Linked DNA regions of Homo sapiens: region 1 is linked to region 2. The links are chromatin loops, found by intact Hi-C in ENCODE. Cell type or tissue: thyroid gland. All regions are shown on one strand. Links, peaks and the distances in the headings refer to the core of each region. The heading gives the core; the rest is flanking DNA. Region 1 overlaps ZNF664-RFLNA (ZNF664-RFLNA readthrough). Region 2 overlaps DNAH10 (dynein axonemal heavy chain 10).

Region 1 (15,682 bases), core at 5,086-7,585, 98 kb before region 2:
TTCTATGCTACCGTTTCTGCAAAAAAGGAAGGTAATATATAAAATAAACTCTGGCCTGGCACACTGGCTCATGCCTGTAATCCCAGCATGCCAGGAGGCCGAGGTGGGAGGATCACTTGAGGCTAGGAGTCTGAGACCAGCCTGGGCAACATAGGGAGACCCTGTCTCTACAAAAAAAATTAAATTAAATTAAATTAAAAAGTTAGCCAGGCATGGTGGCACACACCCGTAGTCGCAGCTACTCAGGAAGCTGAGGCAGGAAGATGGCTTGAGCCTGGGAGTTCAAGGCTACATTGAGCCAAGATTGCACCACTGTACTCCAGCCTCAGCAACAGAGTGAGACCCTATCTAAAATAAAATATAAAATATAAAATAAATAAATAAAATAAATAAGCATGGTGAAAGATAATCCAGAATTTAATTTAATGATTACTTATGGGGGAGAATACAGTTAAGACTTCTCTGAATATACTGTTACATGACTCTGGAAACATATGTTTCTATAGTTAAAAAATAAAATTAAATGAATGTTAAAACAAAATAAAGAGAATAAACCTATCATATTGGTGACATAGCCACAAATGGCTTTTGAGCATAGTATACTGATTGCACATACCTAGAACATATTCTTTTGACAAATAAGCTGCAAAGAAATCACACTTCTTTCAACAATTTAACTGTTACTGTGGTGTATTTTAAAGTAGGTTAATACAAATAAGTAGTTTATGTTAAAGTTGTTAGGAGCCAAGATTCAATGTAGGAAAAATTAGATTTAAGTATAAAATCAAAGTTAAGAAAAAATTCTGTAATATAAAATTTGACTTAGACATATCAGTCTGAATTCACTTTTTTTTCTTTTTAGTTATCACCAAAAAGACCTGGAAGCAATAAGAAGCGATAGCAATGAGCACACCTACAGCCCCTTCCCTTAAATCCTCTCCCCACCAAGAGGCAAGGGGTCCTTGGAGGAATGGCTGGGTTCAAAGCCAGAGTAGCACTTACAAAATGAGCCTGGGACATCCTGTTATGCCAGAAAGCAAGAGGGCCGTGCCAAAGGAACACAGAGCCAATCATGCAACTGAGCATCAAAAGGAATAAGAAAGGCAATTGAGTGAGACGCATTCAATATACAAACCCCAGGAGCTCATAATGACTGTAGAGAATGGGGAAGAAAGAGACAGACAGGCAGGCAGAGAGATGGAGAGACCCAAGGCACTGAACAAAATTGGAATTAACTAGGGGCCCAACTTTTTACCCTAAAAATTGGTAATTAAATGGAGAGAAGCATCTATCCTATTTCCTCTATGAACTCTCTTTCAAGACAAAGAAACAACCAGCTAATATGTGCATTCTCCTCATCAAACACCTGATTCAAACCATGAAAAGCAATGGGTGAAAAAAGCGGCTGGAAGGCTGATCCAGGACTTGACACTGCCAGGACCAGGCTGTCACCACCTGAAGCCAGGGATCGATCTTAGCATGACTCAAAGAGGAACAACCAGACACGTGTGCCTCCTGCTGTGGTGCAATGGGAAACACCCAGCACCCTCTGAAGACATTCTTGTCAAAAGACTGAAGCAAAACCTAATCAAGCCTCTGGAGCTAATTTTTAATGGAAAGAACTGAAGGGACAGAGGAACTACTAGGAAGCAAGTAGCAAAATATCAAAAGGTGAGCCACTCTACAGCACAACTGCCCCTTTTTTTTTGCAATAAGGACACGAGGGAAAAAAAGCCGGTAAGGTGGGAGGAGTTGCTCTAAATGAAAGCGATTTGAGACATAACAATCAGATGTAATCAGAGGAACTTCTTTGCAATCTGAAGCAAACCAGCTGCTAAAAGAGGACAGTCAAGGAAATGTGATTCGGGGTATGAGATTACACTGTGTGCTGTTAACTATGTGATCATGTCATTGTAGCTATGTAAACCAATGTCTACAGCCTTAGAGATGCACAGTGAAGAACAGGAATGACGGGACATGTCGTCTGACATGTGTGACTTAAAATGCTTCAGCAAACAAACAAAAAAAGGGAAAGTAAAAAAGAGCAGACAAAGCAAATGTGGTAAAATCATTGTAACCATTGCATTTAGGTAAGAGATAATAGTCTACTCTAAAAGATTCTATTGTAAAATATTGTGTATGGTTGAAATTTTCATGGTTAAAAAAAAAAATCTGTGAATGCTAAGATATTCCTTTCCTGCTCTTCTGGCAATGGCAAACTAATCCCAGGACCACCGCATAGAGGGGCAACTGTGACTGAAACGAATATAATCCCCGAAACGGCTCTCATTTCCCCAGTCAATCCTGAGCACAGGAGAATGAACACAGGAAGAGGCCTCTGGACAGCAGGCAAAGGCAGTGGCTGCAGGCGAAGGCAGTGGCTGCAGGGCAGCGACAAGCAAAAGACAAAGGCAGCAGCACTGCGCTCTGCTCTTTTGCCTGGCAAGCTAACCCCAGCAGGGGTGTCTTCCAGAGCCCCCTCCAGGAATCAAGCTGCCAGGGTTAGGGTACTCCGCCAGCCTAGCCTCAGGAGAGTCCAACTCTGCTCAGAAGGGCAACAGTTCAATACCAAGGTCCCTGACAGGGGAGTCCAACATGACCTCCCACTAGAGTTCTTCTTCAGGCATCAGGCACTGCCATTCCTTCCAGATAAAATTCTCAGACCTGTCTGTAAGTCTCACTGCACGGTGGGGGGATGAGAGGGGTTAAGGTGCATTCTGTAGGAAAAAGAAAGATAAAAGAAACTCCGGCAAATTTTCCACGTGACCAACCAAAGAACAGAAAGGCCAACACACAGCAAGGATCTCCAGTACAGACTCGCCTAACACAGCCCCCACCCAACTCTTCCACACAGATAGAGGCAGCTGTAAATCCAGAGGCAGATACAGGTTATGGAACCCCACAGAGCTCACAGATCCTGAACACACCACGTTCCCAAGGCTATCTCTCACTCCAGACTCCCCCTTATGTCTCAAAATCAACGTCCTACTGGGGCTTTCAAGGGGACATCCCACATGACTGCAAGTCCCTCTTTCTGACCTGAGGAGGAAGGCTGCCAAGGACAAACTCAGAGCCTGCACCTGCAAGCTCAGGAACGCCCCCAGCATCCTGTGCACTCGACTCACACTGGAGGAGAACTCAAACAACAAAATGACAGTGCAGTTGAAAACCAAGAAAACGAAAGCTTAAAATTTAGCCCATCTACCTCAAATCCTCACCTTTCATGAAAAGGAGCCTTTCCTCTCTCCCTGTAGTTTGTGATACCACAGAATACTGAATCAGTACTAATATTTCAGTACAATTAAAATTGAGGGCAACTAGCTAATAAAGAACTGATGCTAAGATTCAAGGAAGTCAAAAACTGAGTCTTAAATACAAGAACCATATCCTGAGAGAACACGTGCTCTGGGTCACGGCATAAGAAAGGGGAACCTGAAGACGGGGGTACAGGACTAACAGGCTGGGAGAATGAAGCTGGTTTCCCTTGAAGGCTGTTCAGACCAAAAGTTCCTCACTCTAGCGGCAGAAGAGGCGAACCCGCTGCATGAAGGGGAGACTACCACTCCAGCATAGGGCCGAGGCTGCAGGAGTTGGTTGCAGCAGCCCTAATGGGATGACCAGAGCATCAGAGGAATGCCAACTATTTACATGGAGGTAGAGGTTGGTAAGCTACAATCGATGTTCCACAAAGTGGACTATGAACTGGATTATATTCAACACAGGCTGGATATGAAATAAAGACTAATCACCTTGACTGGGCAGGAGAGAAAAATCCAGTTACACTCCTAAAGGAATTAGCAGCCATTCAGCCTTGACATCAGATTATGTCCACAGTGTTCAGCCAGCAGATGCCGACTACTAAGCAGGAGGCCAAGTGCCTCGTCTGTGTTGCTCTGCGCAAGGCTATGACCTCCGTGCAAGAACTGCAGAGGCACAGGGACCCAGCTGTCACCACCAACTGAGGAAGAGAATAGCGCCGCCCAGCAACTAACATCCCACTGCCAGGCTGGTGAAGAAAAGAGTACGCAGAAGGGCACACTGGTGCAGAGCCCAGTACCAGGGAGGTATAGGACAATGTCTTACTAGCACTTGGGGCTGGCATGGAGACAGCTTGTTGTAGGGATGGGCCAGTGATGCCTTTAGAAAGACGGGGGATGTGAGATGGAGGGCAGATGCTGTATGAATGAAGAACATTCCCAAGAGAAGGGAACAGCAAAGAGGGAACTTTAAAATGTATTCCCACTTAATCTTGGAACTTCAGGCCAACATGTCACCTAACACTACTTTGCATCTGTTTTCTTTTTATATAATGAGGATAATACAGACATGCTGGCCTATCTCTCACACACACACACACACACACACACACACACACACACACACATTCTATAAATTATCATCCAGTCAAAATGTGAAGTAACAAACTTTGGAAACTAAAAGATAGACAACTGTATTATATATTTACATTGTTTTCAAAAATGCTGACTGCATGTTATGGTAAGACTGCCAGCACCGAGTATGTGACCTGTGGTCATTCAACAAAACCCAACTCAAGTAATAAACTGGCTTCTTGTGTGAACAAAAAAGTAGAGAGGGTAGACAAAATAAGAACAGCAAAAAGCTCACGGTTTCTTAACCTGGGTTCAACTCGTGTGGTGACAGGCCCATAGGAGTACATTTTGTTTTTTTCTCTACTTTTGAGTTCATTTGAAATTTTCCATAATAAAATGGAAGCCAGGAAGCCTTTGCTTAGAACAGTGGTCCCCAACCTTTTTGGCAGCAGGGACCAGTTTTGTGGAAGACAATTTTTCCACAGACTGGGGGCAGGGGTGATGGTTTTTGGGATGATTCAAGTGCATTACACTTAAATTGTGCACTTTATTTCTATTATTATTACATTGTAATATATAATGAAATAATTATACAACTTACCATAATGTAGAATCAGTGGGAGCCCTGAGCTTGTTTTCCTGCAACTAGGTGGTCCCATCTGGAGGTGTTGGGAGACAGTAACAGATCATCAGGCATTAGATTCGCATAAGGAGCGTGCAACCTAGATCCCTTGCGTGTACAGTTTACAACAGGGTTCACGCCCCTACGAGAATCTAATGCCGCCGCTGATCTGAAAGGAGGTGGAGCTCAGGAGGTAATGCAAGCAATGGGGAGCAGCTATAAATAGATGAAGCTTCACTGGCTTTCTTCCCACCACTCACCTCATGCTGTGTGGCCTTGGTTCCTAACAGGCCATGGACTGGTACCCATCTGTGGCCCACAGGTTGGGGACCCCTGGCTTAGAAAATCCCTGTATGACAATCTAAAGCCGTAAGAAAGAATACAACAGTGTTCTAAATTACAAAGCTAAATAAACATTGCCTCCGCCTCCACTGACAACACCAACCTATGCAAGTCCAGAAGTCTGTAAGCAATCTGTCCATCTTGAGTGAAACTCTAGCCTTTAACCAAAACATCCTGTTCCAGCTTTCTGCTCTGTTAATCCTATGGAACCTTTTCTTTGCTCCCTCAGGACCTCCAGTCCTCTTTCAATCTTTGTCCTACTAATGTGGCCCTGTTTGTCTTTACTTCCTGGCTTCCATGCTGGCTTGGGTTCCTTATGCCCTCCCTCCACCCAGGTTCACCTCTCTCTTCTGTCATCATCACTGTTTCCATGGCCACACTCTAGCTCTATCACCCCCAGAAACTGTGCTCCCTCCCAAATCTGTGTTAAGCAACCCATTCTTGGACACCGGGTGCTCCCTCCCCTTCCAGTTAACTGGCTCCAGGAACTTCATGCAGTAGGCTTGCACCCAGTGGCCTGACCCTTTGTTCCCTGTCTGTTGTCCACAGCTTCTCTCTGCGCTCACCAGAACTCTCTGGCCCCACCTACTCTCAGTGACACCGCACCTTATTCAAACCCAACTCTCCATCTATCCATACACGCACCCAAGTGGCTGAATAATGCCAGGTTTATTTAACTCACGACCACACATCTCAAATGGGCACTGGAGTGCCCCTAAATTCCTCCAAAAGTCTTCAGTACACACATTTTCCCAATACTTTAAATTGCTACTTCATCATTCTCCTTTCTCTTCAAATCTCCCATCTTCCCTCTGACTCCCTCACTCGTGGCTGATAACCTGCCAAGAGCCTGTTTCTGATTAAGAAAATAGAAGCAGGCTGGGCGCATTGGCTCACGCTTGTAATCCCGTCACTTTGGGAGGCCAAGGCAGGTGGATCATGACATCAGGTGTTCGAGACCAGCCTGACCAACATGGTGAAACCCCGTCTCTACTAAAAATACAAAAATTAGCTGGGCATGGTGGCACGCACCTGTAATCCCAGCTACTCCAGAGGCTGAGGCAGGAGAATCGCTTGAACCTGGGAGACAGAGGTTGCAATGAGCTGAGATCGTGCCACTGCACTCCAGCCTGGGCGACAGAGCAAGACTCTGTCTCAAAAAAAAAAAAAAAAAGATGCAATTAGATGGCAAGCCCTTCATTTTCCTACTGCAAATCCACTAGGCCACCTGCATTCACACCTTCTACTCCAACAGGGGGTGCCCTGTTCCTAGGAAAGACCAGCCCTTCCACTTGTGCCCATGAGTGCACTTCCTGGGCCTTCTCCAAATGGAATCCTGTAAGTACTCCCTCTCATTGCCACTGTCAATTCCATCCTAGCTATAGGTCCATTCTCATACAAACATGTTCTAGTATCTTCCTTCTTAAAATTGTTTTGGATACCACAGCCCCACCCCTGCAGGCGGGTTTCTTTCCCAACATGCCACTGAAAACATGTTTCTTTCCCAACATGTCCTGCCTCTGTCAGGACAGGGCCCCAAGACAGGGCTGGAAACACCTGCTTTCTTAGCTGGCCCGTCCCTGCCCCTCACTAGCCACTCCTTGTTCCTTTTACTGCTGACCTCTCTTCTGTTCAACTTCTAAATCCTGGGGTGCTTCAGGGCTCCTGCTTGGGACCATTTCTTTTCTGAATCTATACCCTCTAAGTAATCTCACCAGTCACGTGATCTAAAATACTCTTTAGATGTTGGCTCCCATTTTTATCTCTAGCCCTGGACTGCTCCATAATCTCTGCTGAAAGGCACTACAACCACATTTCCAAACCAAATCTCCCCTCAAACTGTTCCTTCCTCATTCTTCCCCATCTCTGTCAAGCACACCAACATCCATCCAGATGCATTGTCCTTAATTCTGCTTTCCTCCAGCCCCACCAGTGCAAATCACTGCACACTCTACCTCCTCTCCACAACATAACCCAGCCCTGCCCTTGCATCTCTCCATGGCCACTACAAGCTCCACCCTATCCAGGCCACGGTCACCTCCTGCCTGCACTATTTCAACAGCCTCTCAACCACAGGTCTCTCTGGCTTTCATTCTTGCTCCTCCACAACTGGACCTCTACCAGTAGTCACCCTTATCTTTTAAAAATGTAAGTTAGAGAACGTCACTGCCCTGCTTAATCCTTCCATTGCTCTTTAGAACACACATCCTCTCACTGGCTCACAAGCTGGAGGTGGCCCAGCCACCGCCTCCTTCCAACCTCACCTCCTGCACTCTCTGCAAACCACACACCAGCCTCCCTCATCTCCTTTCTAGTCTTCAAGCTTGCCAGCCTCATGTGCCCTCAGTACCTTCACATGAGCCCCCTGCCCAGTTTCTTCCTGGTCCTCAGGGAGCTGGCATCTGCTCAACACCCAGGCCTCAGCACATGCGTTGTCTTCCTAGAAAGCGGCTCCCGGGCTTGTCAGTTTCAGCTGACTTACCTCTCTGCCCTCACACCTTTCTGACCACCTCTTTCTGCTTAATTTAACTTTTGTACAGAACATTACCACTTACTGCCTGGAATTATTGTGCTCATTTTTGCACATGCTTCCTTTGTTGTGCTCCTCTCCCTGCTCTCTTGAATGCAAGCTCCTTGATCAGCAGAAACTGCAGAGAATTTATGAAATTTGTGAATCTCTAAAACTCCTTCATCTCTTTGTCTTCCAAAGTCATTCAAGCACCAAATGTTTACTGAGTGTCTAACCTATGTCAGCTTCTGTGCCTTCAGCAGTGCAGAATCATAGCCAGTCCCTTTCCGAGTGCAAGCTGCAGTCTAGTGGGGAGACAATGTTCATCAAGGTGTCCACAAAGAAATGTCAAATAAATCTATGTGAAATGCTCCAAAGCAGCCCTGCACAGTGCTCTGAGCACCTCAGGCTGGGCTGGAAGTGAGGCTGACCTGGTCAGGGGTCAGAGGTCAGGGGAGACCACTTTGAACTGATGGCTGACCTCAGATCTAGAGGAGGCCTCTGCAGGGTGAAGAGAAGATACATGACCCGAGGGAAAGGCATGCGTGGAGGACCATGGTGAGGGGCAGGAGGCAAGCACGGGACAGAACAGGGCCAGCGGGGCTGGAGACGCTCAGTGCCAGATGAGAGGGTAGAAGCTAGGCATCGTGATCTTTATCTTAGTAGCAGTGGAAGCCTCCAGAGCGGTTAGCTTTTGTTTTAAAATTTGGTAGTAACATCAGATTTCCATTTTAAATAGAAAACTGTAGCTAAAGTACAGAAATTAAAGGATGGGTAGAAAGCAAGAGCATTTAGGGGTAAACATGGTAGGGGATCATCTTAGTCATTTGGGTTGGAAACAATGATCATAATCTGGACTAAAGCAATGGTGGAGATGAGAGAAAAATGTATCAGACTTGGTGACAGATTCAATACAATGGGTGAGGGACAAGGAAATGCCAAGGATGACCCCCAGGTCTTTTATTTGAATAACTGGATGGAGATGGAGCCATTCAGTAAGACAGAAAACTTTAGAAAGACCAAGGTTTGAAGACAAAGATTGTGATTTCCATTTTAGACATGCTCATGATATCCAAAAGTCGATGTCAAGGACAGCAGCTAGATGGATGGAACTGGCACTGAGATAAGAGATCAGGACTTTATAAGGTATACATGTGTGAGCCGTTAACATTTAGATGGTAACTTAAACAGGGGGAGGGAATAAGACTGCCTACCAACAAAGGGTGAAAAGGGAAGAGGGCCCTGGGACTAAGCTACAGGAGACCAACATTTAATGACTGAGTTTGAAAGAAGCCAAGTAGAAGAGCACATACTGAATGATTCCACTTACATAAAGTTGAAAAACAAGCAAATCAACTGATGCTGTTACACAACAGAGCAGACAGAGGGGCTAATGACTAGAAAGATGCACGAGGGAATTTCTAGGGATCGTTGTCATGTGCTGTCTTTATCTGGGCACTGGGGCACACAGGTGTGCTCAACTCATAGCTGTGAAAATTCATTACACTACAGCCCTATTTATAATCTGCATGTTAGACTTCAAGGAAAAGTTCAGGGAAGAAATAAAAATGAGAGGAATTCCACTAAACTATGGGAGAGAAAAGAAATAACAGAAAGGGCCAATGGAGACAGGATCCAAAGCTCCACGAGAGGAATGAGCTCTGGAGAGGAGAAGGACGGGCCTCTATGAACAGGCGAAGGTAGGAAGTGGTGTGTGTGTTTAAGTAGAAACTGACAGTCCCTGGCTGCTGGGAAGCAGGAAGCAAGGCCATCTGCTGAGAAGGAGAGGGCAATGGGGAGCCTGGAGGTTTGAGGAGAACAGAGGTGGTGTGAGATGGTTGTCTGGAGGGTGGGAGAGTGGCATGACCCAAGAAACGTAGGGAGACTGCCAGCAGCATCGAGGGTGGGCATGGATTTGGCCCAGGGCTCAGTTCCTCAGGGGCTGCATGGGGAAGGCAGATAGCTAAGTTTCTGCAAAACTGAGTTTTTGCCAAATGAGAATCGTCAAAGGACAAACGGGCCTTCCTTCTAAAGGAAATCATCCCCTATCCCAATCCAAATCTCTACCTTCACATGCTAACAGAATCATAGACCACCAAGGTCTTCACAGTGATACCCTCAGCTGGGTCTTCCAAGCCTCAGGAATGCTTGTGTGACCTCACCCCAACTTGCTATGTGGCTATTGCCCCCTTCCCCATGTTCAATCTATGTCTGACCTGCAGCTAGCTCTGCTCTTCAAACCAAATGCCACACAGAAAAGGGAGAACCCATCAGAGAACTCCCTCCAATTCCAGCCAAACTATCAAGGTACATGTACTGCCCGACTCTAGCCCTTTCTTCCTTTTATAAATGGAAGAAGTGTCCATGTCCTACTTAAGATTCAGCCCAACACCGCTCCTCTCTGGATGTCTGGACTGAGCTTTTCTTTTTTTATCTTGAATACATTATCTGAAATTCGGACTGCTGGCTCAGAAAAATCTAAAGTCGTTTTTAAATAACTATACAATTACTTTGTCATAAAAGTCAAGTGAAAATTACCTATTTTCTTATTTTTGAGACAACTGTTCTGATTTTAAGAAACCTGTAAGTATCACAGATCTTTCAGCAGTATTATGAGTACAGGTCTTCCTATGAAGCACTAACTATATATAATCCCCCTCTTCAATAGCAGACTCTGACAGTAAAATCAATTTCAACAGAGATCAAATTAATTTCCTACCCAGAACCAGATCTATCAGAATGTGTGGTATATAATTTTGCCACTCAAAGCATAAGGGCACACTTTCTGGGAAAGATAAAAGTGAAAAAGAACTGGGAAGATGACATGTCGGCCTCCAATCCCTACCAAAAATAACCACTACCAACTGCAATGAGTTGAGATGACCATGTGATTCATCTCCCCACATGCATACAGCAGGCAATTGTGTCATAGGGGCTGGATAAGATTCTCTAAGAAAGATAATCAAAGGGCCCTGGCTCAGGAGACGATGCACTAAGCCAGTAATCATAACATATAAAGGATCCACATTAACTTCTTGGTCCCTTAATTAATGGGAAGGGTTTTATAGAAAGATCCCTATATCCCTAGTCCTCTAACACATGTTGATTATTTGACATAGATAAGTGACAATGAGAGAAGCCAGCCCACCCTGACACAGACTTGGAAGAGAGGTGTTATTGAGGCAACAGTCCTGGAAGCTGACCTCTGAGGCACAGGGTCAGAGCTGCACACACACAGGCACATATTCCACATTTATTTACCACCCAGCATCTGTTGGGCAGTAAGCTATGCTCCGGAGGATCTGATGAACAAAACAGACAGGGCCTCTGCATTTCTGTGGTTTACAGTTGAGGAGGGGAAGGCGATGGTTCTAGCATGTTTGAGTGGAGCTTTGACAGAGGCATTACAGCTGATGAGCCAGGGGCATCCTAACTAGTCTCAGCATGGTAATGAAGATTTCTAGTTGACTCTACTTTTAAGCTGAAACCCAAAGGACAAAGTGAAGTGGCCACATAAAGAACAGGAGGCACAGCATGTATACAGAGGTCATCAGATGCCAAGCCCCAGAAAGTGAAGTCCAGCAGGCAGAAACAGGAGTCATACAGTGGGGCCTCTCAGCCACAGAAACTCTTATCTGGAGTGACCAAGGCATCTCTGTAGGGTTTTCTGAAAAAATATAAACATTACAGTTACAAGACACCCAGGAGATAGTAGTCCACCTATAAAGACCAACAGAGACTTACAGGTCTTCCTATGAAGTCCTGTAAGCTCAGGACTCTATCTTTTAGGAAAAACAGAAGGCATTTAAAGTGTTGGAAGCCTGTGGAGCCTGTCACAGGTGCCGAAGAGTGGGAAGGACCTGATCCATAAACATACAAAGGGATAAAGTATAAGAAAGGCTCCCGGGGGTATTAGAAAAAGTTGCACAGGAAATCAGCTCCTGAGATGGCTGATACACCCTGCACTTCTAGGAGGAACTTCTGACCTCAGAAGCCCTCCTGCAAATGTTACCTCCCTTTCTGGAACAGGGAACACTCTTTGGCTCCAGCATTCCCTATCCAATGCAGTTTCCCAAAACTGTATGATTTCGTTTGAAGTCCTCACTTCACTTAACACGTATTTTTTCCTTCAGACACCCACACCGTCTCTGAGCCTCCCTCCCAGTGTAGCCCAAAAAATAAATCAACAGCCAAATCCCCGTGTTCTAATTGCAGTACCAAGTGCTGATACTCATTCCGGCACTAATTCGTCAATGTTGCATCTGGATTAGCTGGAGCTCTAAGGAAGAAAGGCAAAAAGTATACTGGGTTGAATAGTGTCTCCCCAGAATTCATATCCATCCAGAACCTCAGGATGTGACCTTATTTGGAAACAGGGTCTTTGCAGATGTAATTAAGATGACATCATAATGTGTTAGTGTGAGCCCTAAATCCAATGCCTGCTATCCTTATAAAAGAGAGGACATGGAGAGTCAGACACACACACAGACAGGGAAAAAGGCCACGTGGGGATGACTGCAGAGAGTGAAGTGATATGTCTACAAGCCAAGGAACGCCAAAGACTACTAGCAACCACCACAAGCTAGGAAGAGGCAAAGGATTCTCCTGTAAAGCCTTCAAAGGGAGCACGGCCCTGCTGCCACCTTAATCCAGAATTCCAGCCTCCAGAACTGTGAGACAATAAATTTCTATTGTTTTAAGCCTCCCAGCTTGTGGTACTTTGTTACAGCAGCCCAAGGAAACTACAAGGAGGATGTGGCATGCTCTCAGTGAAATTTTGCCATCACAGTCCTTACCTCCATCTGGGCTCTATGTACACAAGGGGCATTGTTTATTCTTTGGTGATGCTGAATGGATGGTGCTTATTTCACACTTCACCCAAGCCCTTTTAGCTCTAAAAACCCGGAGTCATTTCACCTTTAATCACGTCCAAAAAAAGAAGTTGCAGATTTCACTTAAATATTTTTACTTAAGAGATTACATTTCATAGAAAATCTTTATTTTTCCTTTCCTTTACAAGAGTTTTATTCTTTGCTTCTGTCTCCCAAGGAAACAAAAAAACCACAAACAGTATCTACAGTCTTCACCTCTGACACCAAAAAGTCAACGACACATACATACTTCTGTGGCTGGCAGCCTGGGGAAGGGGTGAGCAGTGGCTTCACAATTAGACTAGCCAGAGTGAATGGGGGTTTTGTATATAATACATATAACATGGGGCACCCAGCCTACTTCCGTCCATCACACACAAGTGGGCTTTGTCCTGGTAATGCAGGAATGAGCTTCATTCCCTCCCTGGCCAGGCAATGAGGACAGAGCCCTGCAATCTAATTGGCCACTGCAAAAGCTACCCATCAATTATAAAGCCCGCCCCCAACGACATTCTGTCCACTCTGTCTGATTTCCAGATGAACACTTTTCCCCATTCCTGCCTGCTCTCCTTGGGTTTCGCACCTTAAATTTCCATTCCGTGGAAGTATCCTTTCCCATCACAGGCAAAGCCATAATCTGGTAGAGCTAAGAGACTGAAAGCCCTTCCTGAGGCCATGAAGCTCTTAACAGACACAGCTAAATTTGAGCTTGTTTTACAGAGCATTCTATCTCCAAAATCTTGAATTGTTATGCATCTCCAGCTCTGTGTGTCCATACACATTCTCCCCAACTTCCACCACTTATGCTCACACTCAGCCCACTTGAAGCAACCTTTTACCCCAAGCAGCAGCAGTTTCTGCCAACAAATGATACTGCAGCAGAAACTTTGTAATTCAAGTTGCAGCTCTCCCACTTACTAAGTGTGACCTCAAGCAAGTTGTTCAACCCCAAGACTCATTTCCTCAATAATACCTATACTTGCATCTCTTAAGGTTGCTTTGAAAATTGCATAAAACAATGCATATTTATTATAGTACTTAAGCTCAATACATACTTTCTTTCTTCAATGTACCTGCCTGGTAAGTACAGGGAATGCACACTGTTAACTGAAAGATGGCTTAGGAGCCTGGCAACAGGTCAGCCTTCCTGCTGAGCTTTCCTTTCCCTTTCCTAACTGCACTCTAACTTCCTGTTCAGGGATTACCTCTCCCTCTCTATGCGGCAATAATGGGCTGATAAATCAGGGTGCTCTTCTATCCTCCCTTGTGAAGGACAAGATCCCCAGATCTTCCCTCTCACTACAGTGCCTGGTCCAGTCAGGGGGTACAAAACAGACCTCTGTTGAGCCAGCCAGTCTTCTCTCCACGTACTCTGAATTGTGAAGAGTCAAAGATGACATTAAAAATTAGAGTTCATTCACATGTGCTAGTGACAGCACCCAGGACAGACATCTAAGCAGTTCCTACAACTATGAACCTCCAGCGCTACTGGGTTCCTCCACGTCCCCTTCCATTCTAAAATTCATTTTTACCTTAAATTAGCTAGAGTCCATTTCTGTTGCTGATTACCAGGCAGCCCTAACTGACAAAGAATTTTACATAGTTACCACCCATCTCCGCCCACCTCCATTCTCCTTCTCCAAAGCCTGAGTGACTGGGATTAACATTCATATCATGTATTAAGGAACAAATGGTAAACTGGCTCTGGAAATTTGATTCCCAAAACTGAGCCATGGAGCAGCGTTATCAGCCTCACCTGGGAGCTTGTCAGACATGCAAAACCTCAGCCCCACCTTAGACCTACCAAATCAGAATTGCATTTTAGCAGGATCCCCAGGTCACACAATAGTCTGTGAAGCATTGACTCAGAGGCTAAATGTGGTTCTTGGCAAGTGCCTGATCGGCCTCACACTTAATATGAAAATGTTCTTTGTCTGTAAACTATTTTTTTTAAAGCCTACTTGACTCATAGCTCTACTCAGCAGAGGATGGGGCTTAGCTGCACAACACCGTGATGAAACACACAATGGGCCACGGCTCTATGCTCAACACCTCTCCCTACCACCCTCAGATCATGCTCTCAACTGTCTGAGCACCAGCTTCCTGTCTGTAAAATGGGCTTGTAATCCCAACCTCCTCAGATTACTGAGTATGCAAATAGTACATTTTCATCATTGCCTTTACTGTAACAGATGTTCTTTGCCCCCTAGTTATGCCCCAGCTGAAACCCTTCCTGAATAAACTAGCTAAGCACCCACTGATCTAGATCCTCCTTCTCAACATGTTCTCACAATTTATAGTACAATTCCCGCTAATTAATGTTCATCTAGGTAGGCACTCCATGAAGGCTCCAAATGACCAACATGTGGTCACACAGTTTGTAAAAGATCTATTCAGAGTGTAAGAGAGACCAAGGGATTTTAACATACCAGAGTACGAAAAGTTCATGAATACAGTTTCAGATTGTACGTTGCAACTAACCCGTAGGCATCTACCACTTGTCAAGTTTTGGTGTCATGTCACAGATAAAGCCACAATTATCTGAAAAGGCTACTAAAATCCCTTTTCCAACTACATTATCTATGCAAGGCCGGATTTCTTCATCTACTTCAACCAAAACAACATATTGCAAGAGACTGAATATAGAAGCAGATGTCTTTTATTTAAACTCCATACATTTAAAGAGTTGCCAAAATGTAAATATTGCCACTCTTCCTACTAAATGTTTTGTTTCAGAAAATAGCTATTTTTCATAAAAATGTCATTTATGTTAGCATGTAATGAGTTTATCATTTTTAAATAAATGAGTTAGTAAGTATCTTCATAAAACTTTAGTCTTCATTTCTATTACAATAAGTACCAAAGCCTGCAACCCACATAAACTTAAAGTTCTCTGGAGTCCTTAAAAATGGTTTTTAAAGTGTAAGGAAGGCCAGACACAAAAAGGGGTTGAGAATCCATCTTAAACCCACTTTTTTTGAAGACTGAAAGTATGCAAACAAACTGT
Region 2 (2,500 bases), core at 1-2,500:
CAAAATAGGTCGGGTGCGGTGGCTCATGCCTGTAATCCCAACACTTTGGGAGGCTGAGGTGGGTGGATCACCTGAGGTCAGGAGTTTGAGACCAGCTTGGCCAACATGGTGAAAGCCCATCTCTACTAAAAATACAAACATTAGCCGGGCATGGTGGTGGGTGTCTATAACCCCAGCTACTTGTGAGGCTGAGGCAGGAGAATCGTTTGAACCTGGAAGGCAGGGGTTGCAGTGAGCCGAGATCGCGCCACTGCACTCCAGCCTAGGTGACAGAATGAGACTCTGTCTCAAAAAATAAATTTAAAAAAAGCCACAAAGGCCGGGCGCAGTGGCTCACTCCTGTAATCCCAGCACTTTGGGAGGCCGAGGCGGGTGGATCACAAGGTCAGGAGATCGAGACCATCCTGGCTAACATGGTGAAACCCCATCTCCACTAAAAATACAAAAAAAAATTAGCCAGGCGTCGTGGCGGGCGTCTGGAGGTACTCAGGAGGCTGGAGCTACTCAGGAGGCTGAGGCAGGAGAATGGCGTGAACCCGGGAGGCGGAGGTTGCAGTGAGCCGAGATCGTGCCACTGCACTCCAGCCTGGGTGACTGAGCAAGACTCTGTCTCAAAAAAAAAAGCCACAAAATAAAATATTGCTAAAACCTGCCACATAAAAATAAACATAGATGGCAAAAACAAACACACACATAAACCTCATAAACAAAGTCAAATAGCCCATGACAAACCAGGAAAAGATTTGCAACTCACCTTATGGATAAAAAGCTGAGCTCCCCATTATATAAAAAGCCCCTGGAAATGGTTTTGAAATAAAAAGCAACAATAACCACGACCCAATAGATACGCAAACCAAGTTCACAGAAAAGGAAATACACATAACTCTTAGACACACTTTTCTCATAGGAAAAAAAAAAAAGGCCAGCTTCACTCACACTAAGAGAAATGCAAATTAAAACTACACAAGTACCACTCATCTACAAAATATGCAAAAATCCCAACATGTGATCGCGCCCCCTGTTGGTAAGTCTAGGAAAAAGCAGGTACTACTCGTTTGGATTGTTGGTGAGGATAAATAGGTTCCATCCCCACGGCGGGGATTAGGCAACAGCTATGAACACTATAAATGCCTACACCCTGGGACCCAGCAATTCCACTTCCAGAAATGTATCCTGCAGGTGGACTCGCCCACGTGCACAATGAACTATGGTCAGATTTATTCTTTGCCACGCTGTTTGTAAAGGCAAAAGACTGGAGACACAATCAATTTATTTAACAAACTCATCAGTAAGGCCTTGTTAAATAAATTACGGCACAGCCACACAATGGAATGTGAAGGAATGTTCTAAAATATCGGGGAAGTTCATCATACATCAACATGCAAAAGCTCTCCAAAATATACTGCTAAGCAGAAAAGATGCAGAAAGATATGCATAGGGTGTTATAATTTGTATATAAAAGAAGGAAAAAAGGATTTGCAGGCATCCCCTGCTCTCCAAACCCTCAGAACCTGAAGTCAGGAAGAGAAGAGACCCTTGTGTACCTGGTTGCCTTGGTCATGCATGAAAATCCTCAGGAAGTGTATATGAGAAATGATATACCCATACTACCTGTTGCAGTGTGGGAAGGTGACCACAGCTGATAGAGGACACAGTGGCCGTGGGCTTTTCCCAGCATACCTTTTGGATGCTGGAGCCATAATCACAGCTAATGCTTACATGGCTCTGACCATGTGCCCAGCCCAGTTCTTCACATATAGGCTCATATGATCCTCATGAAGACCCTGATGCAGCCGAGACAATTCTTATCCACATTTTACAAATGAAGAAACTGGAGCAAAGAGAGGTTAGATGACTTGCTAAACGTCACACAGCAAAGAGGCAGAGCCATGTATGAATGTGTAAAAATTATTCCTTTTGTACTTAGGCTTTCTCAGGGGTGAGCGGGGCACCTGTCTGCAATGCCTGTCTCACTGCAGGGGACACATGCCACGCCCTCTATTTGGCCCCATGGAAGCTCCCCCCCACTCCTCCACCTTGGATTGATGGAAGGGACTCACCGTTCCTTCTCTTCAAATAAATCCCCTTCAAAAATCCTTCCTAGTCTCTGCTTTCACGATGTTTTTATGCTGCTGACCTGGGAGCAGTGGCCCAAATCCTATCACCGGTAGCTAGAAATTTCCCTGGAGGATGTGTGTGCTGACCGTGTCTCCTACCCCTCCGCTGGGTGTGCACTTCCACTGTGTCCTGGTACCTCAGCCTAAACTTCCAACGCCTAGTGCTGAAGTTTTAATACATCGATCCTTATACCCTCCTTGACACCATCCTCAACACTGAACTAATGACTTCTTGCTGACCACAGCAGCACCTCCAAGTGACCTCCCAAGAATGAACCGGGAGGTCATTCTGTCCTGGAGTGAGCTGAATTCCATGCTCAAATTCACAAATGTTTCACCAATAAGAAAACAAGGGCACGGACTTGGACAAGGAGCGCTGCTCA

What was found. Peaks named below come from ENCODE experiments on the same cell type or tissue, not always from the same donor. Only the 100,000 strongest peaks of a DNase experiment are listed, where the experiment ranks them.
Region 1: a loop joins it to region 2, with 2.9 times the contacts of the local background. A loop is called at or near these places in 1 of 110 quality-filtered maps.

The regions. Positions count from the first base shown.
Region 1 is chr12:123,994,186-124,009,867 of GRCh38, reverse strand. All of the region lies in intron 2 of ZNF664-RFLNA (ZNF664-RFLNA readthrough), which reads right to left. The region is part of intron 3 of ZNF664 (zinc finger protein 664); the gene reads right to left. Among named protein-coding and RNA genes, the nearest start is that of ZNF664-RFLNA, 29 kb to the right of the region's middle. RefSeq lists enhancers at 2,844-2,903, 3,124-3,183, 3,204-3,253 and a silencer at 14,478-14,577. In thyroid gland, for the core only: a CTCF peak has its summit at 6,546 (motif pointing right); a DNase peak (open chromatin) is centred at 6,577; H3K27ac peaks cover 608 bases.
Region 2 is chr12:123,904,049-123,906,548 of GRCh38, reverse strand. All of the region lies in intron 57 of DNAH10 (dynein axonemal heavy chain 10), which reads right to left. Among named protein-coding and RNA genes, the nearest start is that of DNAH10OS, 30 kb to the left of the region's middle. In thyroid gland, for the core only: a CTCF peak has its summit at 1,030 (motif pointing left); a DNase peak (open chromatin) is centred at 1,058.